Regions from separate parts of the Mus musculus genome. Here region 1 is linked to region 2. A link is a loop called in an ENCODE intact Hi-C map of the cell type or tissue named here. Cell type or tissue: left cerebral cortex. All regions are shown on one strand. Each heading gives the region's core, and the rest is flanking DNA. Links, peaks and the distances in the headings are about the cores only.

The links. Peaks named below come from ENCODE experiments on the same cell type or tissue, not always from the same donor. Only the 100,000 strongest peaks of a DNase experiment are listed, where the experiment ranks them.
Region 1: a loop joins it to region 2, with 2.9 times the contacts of the local background. A loop is called at or near these places in 2 of 42 quality-filtered maps.

The regions. Positions count from the first base shown.
Region 1 is chr9:21,915,089-21,924,198 of GRCm38, reverse strand. Rab3d (RAB3D, member RAS oncogene family) reads left to right here and starts at 6,016. Exons shown (of 5, transcript NM_001324531.1): 1 at 6,016-6,177; 2 at 8,256-8,494. The coding sequence starts at 8,267. Tmem205 (transmembrane protein 205) reads left to right here. Exons shown (of 4, transcript NM_178577.5): 4 at 2,850-3,190. The coding sequence ends at 3,155. In left cerebral cortex, for the core only: a CTCF peak has its summit at 4,829 (motif pointing right); DNase peaks (open chromatin) are centred at 5,918, 6,427, 6,861, 7,075 and 1 more place; H3K4me3 peaks cover 1,968 bases; H3K27ac peaks cover 2,131 bases.
Region 2 is chr9:21,611,268-21,620,377 of GRCm38, reverse strand. It overlaps Smarca4 (SWI/SNF related, matrix associated, actin dependent regulator of chromatin, subfamily a, member 4), which reads right to left and starts at 4,209. Exons shown (of 34, transcript NM_001174078.1): 1 at 3,978-4,209. Mir1946b (microRNA 1946b) reads left to right here and starts at 6,802; the gene lies at 6,802-6,934. In left cerebral cortex, for the core only: no CTCF peak of the experiment used is centred there; DNase peaks (open chromatin) are centred at 3,108, 3,875 and 4,320; H3K4me3 peaks cover 2,543 bases; H3K27ac peaks cover 2,052 bases.

The DNA.
Region 1 (9,110 bases), core at 2,521-7,520, 300 kb before region 2:
CCTCAGTTCATTGTTGAGAAACTAGACGGACTGGGACTCTAGGTTTCCCCAGGCCTGTCTACACATTCCTCAGCCACAGCGTAAGAACCAATCCCTGCAGCTCGGCTTTCCCCACCCTCTCTCCCTCTGCTCTTGAAGTTTTGAGATGTGGGCGGGTGAGCCCTTACTGTGTTTCAAGGGTAACCCCATCAATCCAATGTGGTGGTGTACATATGCACATTGTCAACCCAGGAGGAGGGAGCCTGTGCCAGGGAGATTGCCAAAGTTCCAGGTCAGCCTGGACTATGTAGTAAGACCCTGTATCAAACAACAACAAAAACAAGCCAGGTCCTTACCTTTAGTTCTAGCGTTCTGGAGTCAGAGACAGGAGAATTTCTCTGAGTTCAAAGCTAGCCTGGTCTACATAGAGAGTTCCAGGACAGCCAGGGCTGCAAAGAGAGACCTTGTCTCAAAACAAAGCAAAACAAACAAAAGCAAAAAAAAAAAAAAACCAATTAACTAAAAGTAAAAATTTAAATACAAAGACCAAGGCTGATGTAGTGGAGATACCTGTATACCCTCTTGAGAGGTGGAGGTCAGGAGTTCAAGGCCAGGGTCACTTACATAAGGAGTTTGAAACCAACCTGAGCTACTGAGAACTTGTCTCAACCTGCTCCCTCCAAAAGAATAATCTTCTAGAGATCAGAGAGGATTATGGGTAACTGGTATTCCCCCAGGTGTTTAATCATTTCCTGTTGGTCCAGTGTCAGTTCCTTGGGTCTGAAATGGAAGCACAGAAGAGATGGGTCCTGTATTAGGCTGTGTGATTTTGGGCAGGGAGAATCAAAGAACAGTTAGTGCCGTCTGTCTTAATTTTGGGGAGAGAAGATGGGTAAGCCCATCATCCCAGCTATTTGGGAGGCCTAAGCAGGAGGATTGCAAGTTTCAGGTCAGCTTTGGCTATAGAGCGAGGTCCACTCCAGCCCAGGCAACTCAGTGAGACCTTGACTCAAACTGAAAAGAGCAGAGGCTGGGCCGTGACTTGGACAGAAGAGTGCTTGCTGTGCAAACATGAGACCCAGGTTCGAGTCCTCAGCATCCATTCAGACACCAAATACAGAGGTGGTACACATCATGGGAGGAGATGGGAGTCAAGGGTGGAGACAGGCAGATCCCTGAAGCTCCTTGGCCAGCCAGTCAGCCTAGCTTCGTGAGGTGGTTCCAGGATTAATGAGAGACACCATCTCAAAAACTAAGGTGGACGGGTTTAGCAAGCTGCCTAGCCTGGTGACCGTCTGCGTTGGCTCTGGGAGGGTCTGCACAGTGGAAGAAGAGAAGTGACTCCCTCAAGCTGTGGTCCAGGCTGCACATACATACTATGGCATACACACACACACACACACACACACACACACAAATAAGTAAATTCAGTAAATTAAAAAACAGAAAAGAAGAAAATAGTGGGAAGCCCAAAGGGTAACTTCTGCCCTCCACAAAAACACAGACACATGCACCTGCGAGTATGTATTACACACCTATGATCACATGCACCTGCGAGCACGTGTTGCACACCTATGATCACATGTACCTGCGAGCACGTGTTATACACCTATGATCACATGCACCTGCAAGCACGTGTTGCACACCTATGATCACATGTACCTGCGAGCACGTGTTGCACACCTATGATCACATGCACCTGCGAGCACGTGTTGCACACCTATGATCACATGTACCTGCGAGCACGTGTTACACACCTATGATCACATGCACCTGCGAGCACGTGTTGCATACCTATGATCACATGTACCTGCGAGCACGTGTTGCACACCTATGATCACATGCACCTGCGAGCACGTGTTGCACACCTATGATCACATGTACCTGCGAGCACGTGTTGCACACCTATGATCACATGCACCTGCGAGCACGTGTTGCACACCTATGATCTCATGTACCTGCGAGCACGTGTTACACACCTATGATCACATGCACCTGCGAGCACGTGTTGCATACCTATGATCACATGTACCTGCGAGCACGTGTTACACACCTATGATCACATGCACCTGCGAGCACGTGTTGCACACCTATGATCACATGCACCTGCGAGCACGTGTTGCACACATATGGTCACCTGCACCTGCGAGCACGTGTTGCACACCTATAATCACCTGCACCTGCAAGCACGTGTTGCACACTTATGATCACATGCACCTGCGAGCACGTTTTGTACACCTATGGTCACATGCACCTGCGAGCACGTGTTACACACCTATGATCACCTTCAAGCACGTGTTGCACACTTATGATCACCTGCACCTGCGAGCACGTGTTACACACCTATGATCACCTGCAAGCACGTGTTGCACACTTATGATCACCTGCACCTGCGAGCACATGTTGTACACCTATGGTAACATGCACCTGCGAGCACGTGTTGCACACCTATGATCACCTGCACCTGCAAGCACGTGTTGCACACTTATGATCACCTGCACTTGCGAGCACGTGCTGCACACCTATGATCACATGCACCTGCGAGCACATGTTGCACGCATATGAACAAGTACACATACCACATCTGCACAGGAGGAAAGAGGTCTGTGGCTCAATAGTAGACACTCACACTTTGACTGAGGCCCCAGGATCAGTCAGTTCTCCGTACGAAAAAAAAAAAAAGCTTTTGCTTTGGAGAAGAGGTTTCTGTGCTCAGGGAGCAGTGGGAGAGAAGACGAGAAAAGGCCGTAGATAGAGTCTTTCCTAAGGGCTGCTGTTTTCAGGGACCTCTCTGGCCCGTGAGGATGCAGGTCCCTAAACTTCCCAGCCACCCTTACCTCACCTCCCTGTCACTCTGTCACTCTCCCCAGCTTTCCCTGCTGCTTCTGAGCCTCACACTGGCCACCATCAATGCTCGCTGGCTTGAGGCTCGCACCACGGCTGTCATGCGGGCCCTGCAGAGCATAGAGAAAGAGCGGGGCCTGGGGACAGAGGTGCCAGGCAACTTCCAGGGCCCTGATCCCTACCGCCAGCTGCGGGACAAGGACCCCAAGTACAGTGCTCTACGCCGGAAGTTCTACCACTACCATGGCCTGTCTTCCCTCTGCAACCTGGGGTGCCTGCTGAGCAATGGGCTCTGCCTTGTGGGCCTTGCCCTGGGACTCAGGAGCCTCTAACACAGACCCTGTGTGTCAATAAATGCTTCTTTGGAGATGGCCATGGTCATTTTTTTCACCTCAGGAAAAGCCAGGGGTGTGTGTGTGTGTGTGTGTATACACATGTGTAGCACTCAGAGCCTCAGATTGCCCATACCTGGTGACATGACACATTGGAGTGTGAGCTATTGAAGTTCCAGCATGTCTCCTCTAACAGTGACCATATATTGTGTAACTTCTGTATACCTGGCTCAGCTCTACCCACTGCCCTTCCTGTGTGTTACTGCAGCAACAGCAGGTTCCCACCTCCCAGGCATAATCATATTTCCGATTCTGCCGACACTGGAAGTGACATTATGACTTTCTTTGGCTGATGAGATGTGAGCAGAAGTGTTTACTGGCTGGAGAGATGGCTCAGTGGTTAAGAGCACTGACTGCTCTTCCAGAGGACTTGAATTCAATTCCCAGAAACCACATGGTGGCTCACAACCATCTGTAATGGGATCTGATGCCCTCTTCTGGTGTGTCTGAAAGCAGTGACAGTGTACTCATATAAATAAAATAAATAAATCTTTTTTTAAAAGCGTTTACAAGACAGGCTAGAACATCTTTCCTTAGCCCCTAGCATCCATTCCGAGCTGTGAACCTGGGTGAGTGATATCCTGAAGTCTTTGGGGACTGCTTGTTTCTAGGAATAACTCAGCTCTTCCTAGCTAATACTCTCCGGCACAATTCATGTTAAATCTTTGGAGGCAGCTCTTGTTCCCTTAGGCATCTGAGTGAGCAGTGACGTTCAAGTTTCTGTGTGGTAATGGTGTGTGTGATAATGGTCTGTGTGTATGTGCTTTGAGGCAGGGTCTCTAGCTCAGGCTGACTTGGAATCCTGTGGCCCAAGTTGGCCTGAAACTTGAGAATTTTCCTGCCTCCACCTCTCATGTACTAAAATTACAGATAGGAGCTACTATATCAGTCTCTATATTTTTGAGACAGGCTCTTATTACTATGTAGCCAATCTGATTTAAAACTTACTATGTGACCCAGCTAGCCTCAAATTCATGGCAGTCCTCGTGTCTCAGCTTCCTAGTACTAGGATGACAGAAATACACCATTTCACCTGTTTAGACACACATGCAGATAACTTTGGAGATGGAGTCTCTTCTGAGTTCAGGCTGAACTTGAAGTTACTACATACCTGAGTATGACCTTGAACTCCTGATTTCTGTCTTCCTCTACCTCCCAAATTCTGGAATTACAAATGTTAGCTACCATACCTAAAAGTCTGATTTTTTTTTTTTTTTTTTTTTTTTTTTTGAGACAGGGTTTCTCTGTGTAGCCCTGGCTGTCCTGGAACTCACTTTGTAGACCAGGCTGGCTTCGAACTCAGAAATCCACCTGCCTTTGCCTCTTCCTCCCCAGTGCCAGGATTAAAGGCATGTGCCACCACACCCGGCTCTGTTTGATTTTTTACATTTATTTATTCTTTTGTTTATTGCATGTGGAGATCAGAGGACAACTTGTGGGAATTGGTTCTCCTTCTACTCTGTTGGTCCCTGAAACCCTCATATCAGGCTTAGTAGCAACTGAATTCGAAATCTTGCTGTGTGGACTCTGGCAAATATCTACTTTTCTTTGATCCTCAGTTTCCTTATTTATATATATGAATACACTGTAGCTGTCTTCAGGCACACCAGAAGAGGGCATCAGATCCCATCACAGATGGTTGTGAGCCACCATGTGGTTCCTGAGATTTGAACTCAGGACCTCTGGAAGAACAGTCAGTGCTCTTAACTGCTGAGCCATCTCTCCAGCCCCAGTTTCCTTATTTCTAAAACATGTTTTAACTCCAAGAGCCCTTAGGCATGTTGAACAGAAGAATCTAGCACCCTTTAGAGCCAGACTCCTCCCACGTGGAACGGGGATTATGCCTAGGATTCAGGCCAGCACTGGGGAGATAGAGTAACCACTCTCTATATAAGAAGCCTTGGGCTCCATCCCTAGCACCGTGTAAAGCAGCATGGCTTTGTACACCTTCAATCCCAGACCTTGGGAGGTGGAGCCAGGGGAATCAGTTCACATTTACTCTTGGTACTTAAGGAGTTTGAGGCAAGCCTGGAAAACAAACAAAAAAATTTTAATTTTTAGAATTTTAAATTTTATTTTACATGAGTGTTTTGTCTGCACCACGTGGGCTCTTGCAGTTTGATGAAGTAAGAAGGGTCAGGTCTCCTGGAACTGGAGTTATTAGACACCATGTGAGTCCTGAGACTCAAACTCATATCCTCAACAAGAACAAGTGATTTTAACCGCTGAGACATCTCTCCAGCCCCCAAAAGTAAAAGGAATAAAACTATGGTTACACTAATCTTGTTATGAACCACTCGACAGAGGGAAACATTGAGGTTGAGAGAGGTTAAATATGTCAGGAGTCACAGTCCTAGAAAGGGGAGATGGGAATAGAACTCAGCTGCTGAGGTTTTCCTGTTAACACAGAATGCATAGAAAATGTTTTCTACCTCTAGTTAGGAAAGAGAGGCTCTGATGGGACTTAATGCCTCTTCCCGCTCCTCTGGGCTCTAGCTCAGGACCACAGACTTGCACTCCCAGATCCCTACCACCCCTCTCCTACCATACTACCAGGTCCCATCCTCTCAACTCCCTGCCCACCTCTGACGCCTCTTGAGGTGGCCCCGCCCCTGCCAGACCCCACCTCCGCCTGCAAGGCTCGCCCACTCAGCTAGGACTTTTGTGGCGTCCAAGCCTCCGACAGGCCACGCCCATCTCCTGGCTCCGTTGGCGGCGCCCACACCCGTAAGACCACGCCCACCGCCGGGCGCCAACTCTCAAGGCGCCCCGCCCCTTCTAGGCCCCACCCGCTCACCTCGCCTAGTCTTCTGCGGCCTCGCCCCCTCCGCCTGGGCGGAGCCGGCGCGGGATCCGGGTGTCAGTGTTGGCAGCGCCGGCAGCTGTGGGGCGAGGGTCGCAGCCCTGTGCGGGGCCGTAGCAACTTCGTGGGCGGATCCTGGTGTGCAAGGCGGGACCCGAGGTGAGCCCAGGAGCGAGTGCACCTGCCAACCCGCTGATACGCGCGTGCACTATGACAGGGTTGAACTGGGGTCCGCGCGAGCCTGGGTCCCGCACCCCCTGTCAGTGCTGCTGGCTCTTCTGGGTTCCCCGCACCCGGCAAGCTCTGCGAACGGTGGCGGGGTGGGCGAGAAGCCCAGCTTGGGGCCGAGCGACGGCGCCATATGGTGATGGGGGAGGCACTTGCTGGTGCACGCAGTGCAGTGACTGTTCGGGTGCCAACCTTGAGGGCTAGGGGACCCCTAGATGGCCCAGAAGAGAAGCCGTGGTGGGGCGGGGGCCAGCCTGGAGGCCCTGCCCGACGGACGCCTCAAACCCGTTCTCCCGGAACACAGGGTGGGGTTGGCTGCGTTCTCCTTAGAAATGCACGGAGTAGAGAAACAGAAAACACCGAAGGCCATTGAGAAATACTTTTGCTTGGGCTTCGGAGAGCAGCTCTAAGCTAGACAGCTGGAGAAAGCAAAGTGGGGGCGGGGGTGGGGGAGAGCTTGGAAGAACACCCTAGATTTGGATAAAACAGAATGCTGGAGTGTGGGAAGATATAAACAGGAGGATATGGGGTGGTGGGTTTTGCAGTCATTAAGTGGCTAGGATAATTCTCTTGGATTTGATGACTTTCAGTCCTGTCTTTGTGGACCATGGCTGGGGTGAGTCAGCTTTGGCCAAGAGGGAGCCAGGCCCGGCCCCTTTGACAAATAAAATGGTAGATACCCACTTGGGAGCCTAACTGGGCCTTTAAACCTTATGTTATATATATAGAAATTACCCTCACCCTGGGAGACAGGGAAAGGGTTACAGTGGATTTGGAGAGGACAGGACAGCACCCCAGAGGCAAGCACCAGCTAAATTCAACATCCAAGCCTTGATGGAAGGGGCTCTGTCTAGCTGGCAGTCACACACACACCTACACACCTGGCCATACCAGCTGCTTGCACTGGGCAAAGTCCAGCTTGCAGCCCGTGCAACTTCCTCACCACCACGGCCCCCCAGCCCCAACTGGCCCTGAGTTTTCACCTGTTACCTGGTCCTGCACCTGAAGGGAGAAGATCTGAACCTTCCACTATAAAGGTTCCATATTTCTTTCCTTTTTCTCTTTCTCTCTCTCTGTCCCTCTCTCTTTCTTTTTTCCTTCCTTCCTTCCTTCCTCCCTTCCTTTCTTTCTGAGACAAGTTCTCATATAACCCACCCCAGTTTGGTAAGGAACTTCCAATGTAACGCAGGATGGCTTTGAACGCCTGGTACTCTGTTTCCACTCTGTAGTGCTGAAATTACAGGTGTGCACATCACACCTGGTTTGCTGGGTGCTGGGGCTGAAAACGCAGGTGAGTGCTCTACTCCCCAGCCCTCAGCCTCACCTTTGTGTAAAGATTAAATAGCAACCACAGCCCTCTCACTGTGGTGTTTCTTTCTTATGCACAGCTGTGTCTCTTCAGAGACCCATGCCTGGTGCAGAGACTCAGCAGAAGTTTGTTGATGAATACCACAAGGATCATTAAGAAGGGCACAGTGGTGCACACCTGTAATCCACAGCTCCAGAGGCAGGGATCCACCACATGGGGAGTTTGAGGTCAGCCTGAGCTACCTGAGATCTTTCCTTAAAGAATAAAAGTGGAAAAAATGAGAAGGAGTAGAGAGATGGCTCAGCTGCTAAGAGCAGTTCTTTCAGACAACCTGACTTAGATTCTCAGAGCCCAGGTCAGGCAGTTTACAGCTGCCTCTAACTACAGCCCCGAGGTGGAGCCACGTCCCTGTCAACCCCATACACCAGTCACATATGCAGCCTTAGTCTTACTCCAGAGTGAGACCTTGTCTCAATAAATAAATAAAAATAAATAAAACTTTAAAACTAGGGCTAGGGGATGGCTTTGCAGGAAAAGGCACTTGCTGCCCAGCCTGATGACCTGCGTTTGATCCCAGATCCACGTGTCGGAAGATGTGATTCTTGAAACCAATGGACCCATAGACTCACCCTTACGGAAGCTGCCCTCTTACAGGAGTCCCCTCTTTGACATCAGGATTTCTGGTCTCCCCTCCAAGCAGATCCCACTGAGATGGCATCCGCTAGTGAGCCCCCTGCCAGCCCAAGAGACGCTGCTGACCAGAACTTTGACTACATGTTCAAACTGCTCTTGATCGGGAACAGCAGCGTGGGCAAGACATCCTTCCTGTTCCGCTATGCCGATGACTCCTTCACCCCTGCCTTCGTGAGCACAGTGGGCATCGACTTCAAGGTCAAGACGGTCTACCGACATGACAAGAGGATCAAGCTGCAGATTTGGGTGGGCTGAGTAGTCATGTGGGGAGTGGGAGGGCAGTCAGTAGAAAACCCCAGCACACACACACACAGAACAGCTTGGGGCCGGGAGGCGTCTTTTATCCCTGAGGGAAGTCCACCAGGGTGTGGGAGCATACCTCCCCAGAGCATCCTGGGGAGGCACAAGGTGGACAGAAGGTACTTCTTGGAAGTATCAGTGACTAGTGAGGTATCATTTGGGAACCATCTTGACTCCCATGGGGCTGCCAGGCTCAGTGCTACATCCTGTCCCTAGTCCGGTTGTTGATATCATTACGGTGACAAAGGGACCAGAAGCAGATCAAGATGATGGCCCGAGGCCCAGATGGCTCTTCTTTGTGACTGTTACATGGGTTCTCGGAAACCAGGTTAGGAAGCTCATAGATGAGGGACAGCCCTGCACAGTGGAGTCCGTCCAGGGAAGAGCTGAGTCAGAACTGAGTTTTCAAGATGGGACACGGGGGCTGGTGCTACACGGCCGGCAATGCGCATCAGACTGGGCCATGAGGGAACACCAGTATTCCTCCAATCAGATTGGACTGTGAGGGCAGGGCCATACCTCTCTGTCACACTAGGCCTGTGAAGGGAACACCACTCTTCTC
Region 2 (9,110 bases), core at 2,272-7,271:
CTCCTCCAACAAAGACACATATCTAATCCTTCCCAAAACCAGTTCTGCCAGGCTTTCAAATACATGAACCTATGAGGGCTATTCTCATTCAAACAACCATACCTATCATAAGTAAACTCTAGGTTGTTCCCAGCACCACAAAAAAGAATTAATAGAAATGAAACCAGAGGCCAGGCGTGGTGGCGCATGCCTTTAGTCCCAGCACTTGGGAGGCAGAAGCAGACGGATTTCTGAGTTCGAGGCCAGCCTGGTCTACAAAGTGAGTTCCAGGACAGCCAGGGCTATACTGAGAAACCCTGTCTCGAACCCTTCCCCCCCCCAAAAAAAAGAAAGAAATGAAACCAGAATATTAACTTTAACAAATATTATCCAAGGGCTAGCAAGATGGTTCAGCGGTTAAGAGCACTGACTGCTCTTCAGAAGGTCCCGAGTTCAAATCCCAGCAACCACATGGTGGCTCAGAACCATCCATAATAAGATATGATGCCCTCTTCTGGTGTGTCTGAAGACAGCTACAGTGTACTTACATATAATAATAAATAAATCTTTTTAAAAAAACAAAACAAAACAAATAATACCCATGCCAGGCATTGGTGGCTCACACCTTTGATCCCAGAACTCTAGAGGCAGAGGCAGGAAGATGGAGGCAGCCTGGGCTATACAGAGAAGTCTTATCTCAATCTCGAAAACAAAAAACAAAAAACAAAAAAACAAATGGTGTTTGCTACAGTTAGCAGATTTGCATGTCATTTCATTCAAGCCTATCACCAGGTACAGTGACATCCCAGTGGTCCCGGTTTCACAGGTGAGTGCCAGGACTCAGGGGCTGCATAAGAACTAGAGAACCCTGAAGAACTCGCACCCTTGACAGCAAGAAGGATCAGCAGGTAAAAGCATTTGCTGCCAATAATATGACCTGCAATTCAATCCCCAGGACTCATGTGGTATAAAACCCACTCCTAAAAGTTGTCCTCTGACCTCCATATATCACACACAATTAAACAAATACAAGGGGCTTGAGAGATGGGTCAGTGGTTAAGAGCACTGACTGCTCTTCCAGAGGTCCTGAGTTCAAATCCCAGCAACCACATGGTGGTTCACAACCATCTGTAATGGGATCCAATGTCCTCTTCTGGTGTGTCTGAAGACAGCTACAGTGTACTCACATAAAATACATAAATCTTTAAAAAAAAAAAAAAATACAATTTTTTAAGTTCAAAAAAAGAACTAACACTTTTCACACCCACTCACAAACAAACCACCAAACCAGGACCCCCAGACTTCACCAGTGACTTCATCACTTTCAAAGCAGTGACATCTGGGGCTAGAAGAGCAATGGCCTGGAAAGTTCAAAGCCAAGCAGCGGCAACAAATATTTATTGCTTTGGATCTTGTACCAATCCCCAAGTTCATCCCTCCCAAGGACCACCCCTCTCCTGTCCCATTATTGCCTGCTGGAGACAGACAGAGCAGCAGCTGTGATGACATCGCTCCACTCCCAGCTATGGGGCCAGGGGAGACACATCTTCCCTAATTTTGAATGAAGATTCCTCCTTCATGCAACCTTCTAGACATGCCCACCACTGCTCCCTTGGGCAACCACTCTGTCCCTTCACAAGATAGGGTATGAGGCTTAAACGGCAGGCCAAAGGGTTAGAGAGATGCATACATACATACATACATACATACAATACATGTCTACCATGCACAGTGCCATGGATTCCAAGCTTAACAACACCCAAAACAACAAACAACAACAAAAAACCCACATTAATAAAAAAATAGCAAAATCAAAACAATGCTTGCAGGATACTAGCTTGGTGGAAGGACACTTACTTCCCTAGCATGTACAGGATCAACTTTGATCAACACCTCAAAAATTCAACACACTTAAGACTTAGGGAAAGGAGAAATGACTCAACAGGTAACTTGCACTGAAAACTGACTACCTGAGTTCAATCTCGGGAAACCACATGAAGGAGGGGAGAAATGACCCCGGCAAAGTCTCTCTGACCTCCACACACAAATAAATAAGGAATTGTAATGCTTTAAACTGCTTGGCACTGGTGGCTCAGTGTGAATCCCAGGCAGAGGCAGGCAGCTCTGAGTTCAGCTAGAAGTCAGCCTGGTCTATAAAGCAAGTTCCAGGACAGCCAGGGCTGCACAGAGAGACCCTGTCTCAAAAAAACAAATAAACAGGGCATGGTGGCACACACCTTTAATCCCAGCACTCAGGAGGCAGAGGCAGGCAAATTTCTAAGTTCAAGGCCACCTTGGTCTACAGAGTGAGTTCCAGGACAGCTAGGGCTATACAGAGAAACCCTGTCTGGAAAAACAAAAAACAAACAAAACTGAATTAATTAAAAAAAAAAAAAAACAAGGGCAGGAGAGATGGCTCAGTGGTTAAGAGCACTGACTGCCTTTTAGAAGGTCCTGAGTTCAAATCCCAGCAACCACATGGTGGCTCACAATTATCCGAAATGAGAGTCTGAAGACAGCTACAGTGTACTTAGATATAATAATAAATAAATCTTAAAAAATAAAAAATAATAAATAAATAAAAATAAAACATAAGTGGCCTTAAGGGCTTTGCTAATGCAAGAGTTTAATCCCAGTACTCAGAGGGCAGAGGCGGCCAATCTGTGTGAATTTGAGGGCAGCCGGTAACAGAGTTCTAGGACAGCCAGGACTATACAGTGAGAACAGAAGGGGGCCAGGAGAATCAAAACAAACCCAAAACTTCTTAATGAATTAATACACATGCAGGCCAAGGAGAAACGTCCCCATATTTACTGCCCATTCCCCTACCAGACATGTAACACAAAGTAAAAGATTCAACTATCTGCTGGACCAGTCAAGAACAAAGAACAGGGCAGGAAGCCTGGCTGAACATCATCCCAGCACTTGGGAGGTGGAGGCAGCAAAGTGAGGATGAAGCCAGCCTGGTCTACATGAGGAGCTGGATGTCAGCCTAGGTTATAAGAGTCTGTCTTCAAAATCAGAATAATGATGATGTAGGAACGATTTGCCTAGTTCTTCCCAATCCTAACAGCGAAAGTAATTCCCTTGTACAAAGGAGGAAACCAAGAGGTTTGGCGAGATTAGCGATTTCGCCTAAGGCCACACAGCAAGCTGACAGCAGCCGGCGCTGGGCATCAAACTCAAAGGCTGTCTGTCAGTTCAAACAAAAACTTGTTTCTAGTTCCTGAGGAGTCACTGGAGGTAAAAGGGATCAAGTAGATGTCTTCGGACCCGCACAAAACACTTGCCTTCGGTGTTTTAAAATAAAAAACCCTATCTTAAAAACTGGGAAGGGCCAAGGGACTCAAAAGAAAAACAATGCCGCCGAGAGCAAACGTCCCCAGGCATCTTTCACTTTTTAGGCAAACATTTTGAAGCCATGGAAGAAATTCTTTATTTTTCCTTCAAAATCTGCAATAATGAAATTTATCAAAAAAAAAAATAATAAACATGAAGAAAGTAAGGTCTGGAGACCGAAGAGGGCTCATGACTGTGTCCAAGCTACACTGGGCATCAATAACTGAGGTAAAAATGTTGCTCCCGACGCCCGACCACAGGGCATTGGGATCCCACCCGTTACAAACGAGGCCAGAAAAGCCCACGACACCTAGCCACTGTTCAAAGTTGGGGTCCACAGAAATTAAAGTGGGGGATCTGGATCTCTGAAACGCCAAAGGGAAGAAGCTTTGTCCAAGACCCTACGAGAACGCGCGCGCGGCCTTCACGCGGCCCAGAGCCACCCGCCTCGCCGGCCACAGTCAGGAAGCCGCCGCGGTCTCGCTGCACTGCGGCCTGAGACGCGCGCGCAGGGCTTCTTGACCCTCAGGCGCCGCCGTACCGCGACCCCGCTTTGGTCGCCCAGCTGCCCCCTCCCCCTCCCGGCGCCTCCGCTTCATTCAAACCGTCTTGCCCAAGCCCCGGGAGCCTGGTTCCGCCCGGGAGCCTCCATTCCTTACCTGGAGGTAACGGCGCCGTAACCTTCCTGGCGCCGCCCCCAACCCTCCACGAGGGGTCGGGGACAGAGTGGGCGTCTCGCTTCTCCTCAGGAAACAAAGAAGCCGTCTCCGCCGCTGCCAAGCGAGTGGGAAAGCCTCGCGCGCGCGCCCGCTGGGCTTCGCCAGGCCACCCCCCCCCACCGCACGCGCCCGCCGCGCGCCCCCGCCTCCCTGTCTACCCGCTCCACTTGCCCTGCTTCCGCTGCCCGGCCGGCCTCGTGCGCGCGCCAGCCCACCCTTCCGCTCTCTGCGCGCATGCTCAGCCATTCGCTGTGCGCACGCGTACTAGTCCTTTGAGGGCGCGAGGAGGTGGGCGGGCCCAGAGGCTGCACAAGATCCTGGTGCACCGCCCCTGTGGGGGGCTCGGGGCGGCTCTGCGCAAGCGCACATCTACCTCCCAGGCACGAAACTGGGCCTCAAGCCGGGAGGCATGCGCAGTGGGGGTAGCACTGCGGCGACGCTTAAAGGTTGGGGGAGGGGGTGGGTGGTCCAGATGGGAGATAGTAAGGATGAAATTAAAGTCCTCAGGCTCGGAGCAGTTGGAGCACCCAGGGAGGAAAGAGAAGCGGAGAGATGGCCAAGCTATCCCAGGACCGGCAGAGCCCACGCGGTGCTAAGTGCAGGCCCGGGAAACGCTTTGATCCTGGTTCTGGCGCTGCCCTGCCTGCTCTGCAAGACTCTGCCCTGGCCACATTTCCTGCAGAACCTGCTGAGGCCCAGTAATTAGCTTTACAAATATTTATTGAGCTGCTATCGGCTACTTGCTGCCCTCTATTACAGTCTGTGGGGAGGCAACCGAATGAATAAGTAAAATACAGAGTGTGAGGTAGAAACAGCCATATTCACAATTTAACTTCTGATTTCCAAGAAAGCCATTAGCCTTGGAGCATAGAACTCTGTCCAAATCTGTAGATTCATGCCTCTGGTTGAGTTTTTAAAATATTTGGTAGTGTTCGGGAGGCAGAGGCAGGTGGATCTCTTGAGTTTGTTACCAAGGTGTTACTTGTTTTTGTTGTGTGTCTTTATGGTTTGTTTGTTTGTTTGTTTGTTTGTTTTTATTTTTTTGGTTTTTCGAGACAGGGTTTCTCTGTGTAGCCCTGGCTGTCCTGGAACTCACTCTGTAGACCAGACTGGCCTCGAACTCAAGAAATCCGCCTGCCTCTGCCTCCCGAGTGCTGGGATTAAAGGCGTGCGCCACCACGCCCGGCTGTCTTTAGTTTTTTAAGACGGGTTTTCTTTGTGTAGCCGTGGCTGTCCTGGCACTTGCTCTAGACTAAGCTGGCCTCGAACTCAGACATCTTCCTTCCTGAGTGCTGCATGCATGTACCAATCCAGCTTGGTCTTTTACATAGTGAGGTTCCAGGGCAGCCATGGATACAAAGTGAGACCTTCTCTAAGTAAACAAACAAAAGGGTGTTTTCTGCCACAAAGAACAAAAAAGAATGTTTCAGGCCATTAAATCACTGGCCTGCTACTGCCTCTTAAACGCTAGGGTTACAGACCCAAGATACCAAGACTGGCAAACTATCATGGTATTTTCGCTTGGTTGTTTTGTTTTGTTTTTGTTTTTCGAGGACAGAGTTTCTTTGTGTAGCTCTGGCTGACCTGGAACTGGATCCTGAGACCAGGGTGACCTCGAACTGACATCTACCTGCCTCTGCTTCCCCACCACCACCCCCCACCCCACCCCACCCCCAACACACACAGCTCAGTTCTGGTTTTCAGGTTTATTTTCAGCCGGAGTTTAGTGGCATTTGTCCTTAATCTCACCAAGCTGATCTTTGTTTGTGGCCAACTTTATCCACATAGTGAGTTCCAGGCCTGCCAAGGTTACATAATGAGATTTTCTCAAAAAAATAAATTTTCTCAAAAAAATAAATTTTGGTGACTGGATAGGTGGCTCAGCAGTTAAGAGCACTTGCCCTTGCAGAGGACCTCCATTCCGTTCCCAACACTTCTCGGGGGCCAGAACTGCTTCCAACTCAGGAGCTTCGCCTGAGTACTAGGAATACTAGAATATTCTCTCTCTCTCTCTCTCTCTCTCTCTCTCTCTCTCTCTCTCTCTCTCTCTCTCCCCTCTCTCTGTCTCCAGAGTGCCATAATTAAAGGCATGTGCTACCAGTACCAGCCATACTAGATTTTTAATTTTTTTAATATATTTTTAAATTGTTTTCTTTTTTTTTTTTCTTTTTTGAGACAGGGTTTCCCTGTGCAGTCCTGGCTGTCCTGGAACTCACTCTGTAGACCAAGCTGGCCTCAACTCGGAAAGCCACCTGCCTCTGCCTCCCAAGTGCTGGGATTAAAGGCACACGCCACCACTGCCCTGCTGTTTTTGTTTTTCAAGACAGGGTTTCTATGTGTAGCCCTTCAGTAGGCTGGCCTCAAATCTGTAGATTTGCTTGCTGTTGCCTACTGACTGCCTGGACTAAAGGTGTGCACCATCACGACCTGGCTAGATTTCTTTTTAAGTATCATCTATGGACTAGGAGGGTGAGAGTATAATTCTTGCTTGTAGTGTGTGACTGGCATGCATGAAACCCTGGGTTCCATCGCCAACACTGAGTAAACTAGACATACAGGCATAGAGACACGTGCCTGTGGTCTCAGAAATAGAAATGCAGAGGCATGAAGATCCATAGTGCAAAGTCATCCTCAGCTTCAGAGAGATTTTTTTTTTTTTTTGAGACAGGGTTTCTTTGTGTAGCCCTGGCTGTCCTGGAACTCACTCTGTAGAGCAGGCTGACCTCAAACTCAGAAATCTACCTGGGTCTGCCTCCGGAGTGCTGGGATTAAAGGCGTGCGCCACCACTGCCCAGCTTTCAGAGTGAATTTGAGGCTATCTGGCTATATGAGACTGCTTCACAGGGTAAGAAAAGGGGAAAGTGCCGGGCAGTGGTGGCACATGCTTTTAATCCCAGCACTTGGGAGGCAGAGACAGGCAGATTTCTCAGTTCGAGGCCAGCCTGGTCTACAGAGTGAGTTCCAAGACAGCCAGGGCTACACAGAGAAACCCTGTCTCGAGAAACAAAATAACAAATAACAAAAAAAAAGAAAAAAGAAAAGAAAAGAAAAAAAAAAGGAAGAAAGAAAGAAAAAGAAAAGAGAGAAAAATGGGTGGGAGGGGGTGGTGATAAACAGAGACCAGGCTGCCTGTCTATTGAGTGGGCAACTCTGCCAAACACTCAACCTGCATCAACAAATTGGGTCTTTTCCATTCTAGATAGGTACGTACCAGGAAAATCATGAACAAGAGTCCAAATATATACAAAAGCTGGACCAGGTATAAGCCAGACTTCATAGTTAGCACACAAGTATGCTGGATCCAACATTGTCTTGTGTTCTCCATCTGTAAAACAGAAGCAGTAACTTTTACTAGGACCCCTCAGGACCAAGCCAGCTGACGGCTTTCTAAACCTTATTGTTTGTTTGTTTTTTGAGACAGGGTTTCTCTGTGTAACCTTGGCAGTCCTGGAACTCACTCTGTAGACCAGGCTGGCCTTGAACTCAGAAATCTACCTGCCTCTGCCTTCCAAGTGCTGGAATTAAAGGTGTGCGCCACCACAGCCAGGCTTAAAGTTTATTGTTAAGGAAGTAGACAAGTGGGGTCTGGACCTCTTCCTTGTCCTGGTTAGTTTTGTCAACTGAAACAAGCTTGAGTCACTATGGAAAAGGGAATCTCAGATGACAAACTGCCTCTATTAGACTCTACTGTGGTCATGTGTATAAAAGACTGCCTTGACTAATGATTGATGTGGGACCACCCACTGTGGGTGGCACAATCCCTTTGCAGATGGGCCTCAGCTGTGTAAGAAAGCTCGCTGAGAATAAGCCAGTGAGCAAGGCAGTAAGCATTTCTCCATGGTTTCTGCTTCTAGGTTCCTGAACTGACTTCATTCAATTATGGAACTATAAGCTGAAATAAAATCTTTCCTCCCCAAGTTGCTTTTGGTCTATCACAGCTACAGAAAAGTAATAAAGTTTCCTTCTTCACTCAAATTTTTAAGTTTTTGGTTCTATTTATCTACTTATTGAGAAAGGGTTTTTCTGTGTAGCCCCACTGTCCTGGAAATTGCTCTGTAGACCACGCTGTCCTGGAACTCACAGAGATTCACCTGCCTCTGCCTCCCTTGCTGGGATCAAAGACATGTGTCACCACTTCCAAGGTAAATTGTTTTTGGGTTTTTTTTTTTTCTATTAACAGCATACATTGTTACTCTCCCAGCACTTGAGAGGCAAGCAGATATTTGTGAGTTTGCCTATGTGTGTGCATAGATATGTGCACATGAGTGCAGGTGCCCACATAGGCAAGAAAACTGCAGTTCCTGCTGCAGCTGGAATTATAGACAATAATTGTCAGTCACCTGATGTGGTCATTGGGAATTGAACCCTGGTTCTTTGCAAGAGCAGCGAGTTTTTGGAGTTTTCTTGTTTTTTGTTATTATCTGTTTTGGGTGGGAGGTGGGTGGTTGTATTTTTTCAAGGCAGGGTTTCTTTGCATAGCCCTGGCTGTCCTGGAACTCGCTCATTAGACAAGACTGGCCTCGCTCTGAAGACCAGGCTGGCCTGGAACTCAGAGCTCCACCTGCCTCTGCCTCCCAAGTACTGGAACTAGAGGCATTCGTCACCACGTTGCCTGGGGGTTTTAGAGACAGGATCTCCTTATGCAGTCCAGGCTGTCCTAGAACTGTCCATGTAGACCTAGCCTCAATCTCAGCCTTCATCTGCTCTAGCTGCTGGGATCAGAGGCAGGCACCACTACTGCCTGGCTCGCCCTGAAATGCTTTTTAAAAGATTTATGTGTATGAGTACAGTGTAGGTGTACTAAGATGGTTGTGAGCCATTATGGGAATTGAACTCAGGACCTCCACTCGCTCCGGTCCAAAGATTTATTTATTATTATATGTAAGTAGACTGTAGCTATCTTCAGACACTCTAGAAGAAGGCGTCAGATCTCAGTAGGAATGGTTGTGAGCCACCATGTGGTTGCTGTGTTTTGAACTCTGGACCTTTGGAAGAGCAGTTAGTGCTCTTAAGAGCTGAGCCATCTCTCCTGCCCTGAAATTTCTAAAAAACATGTTTTATTACATGTATATG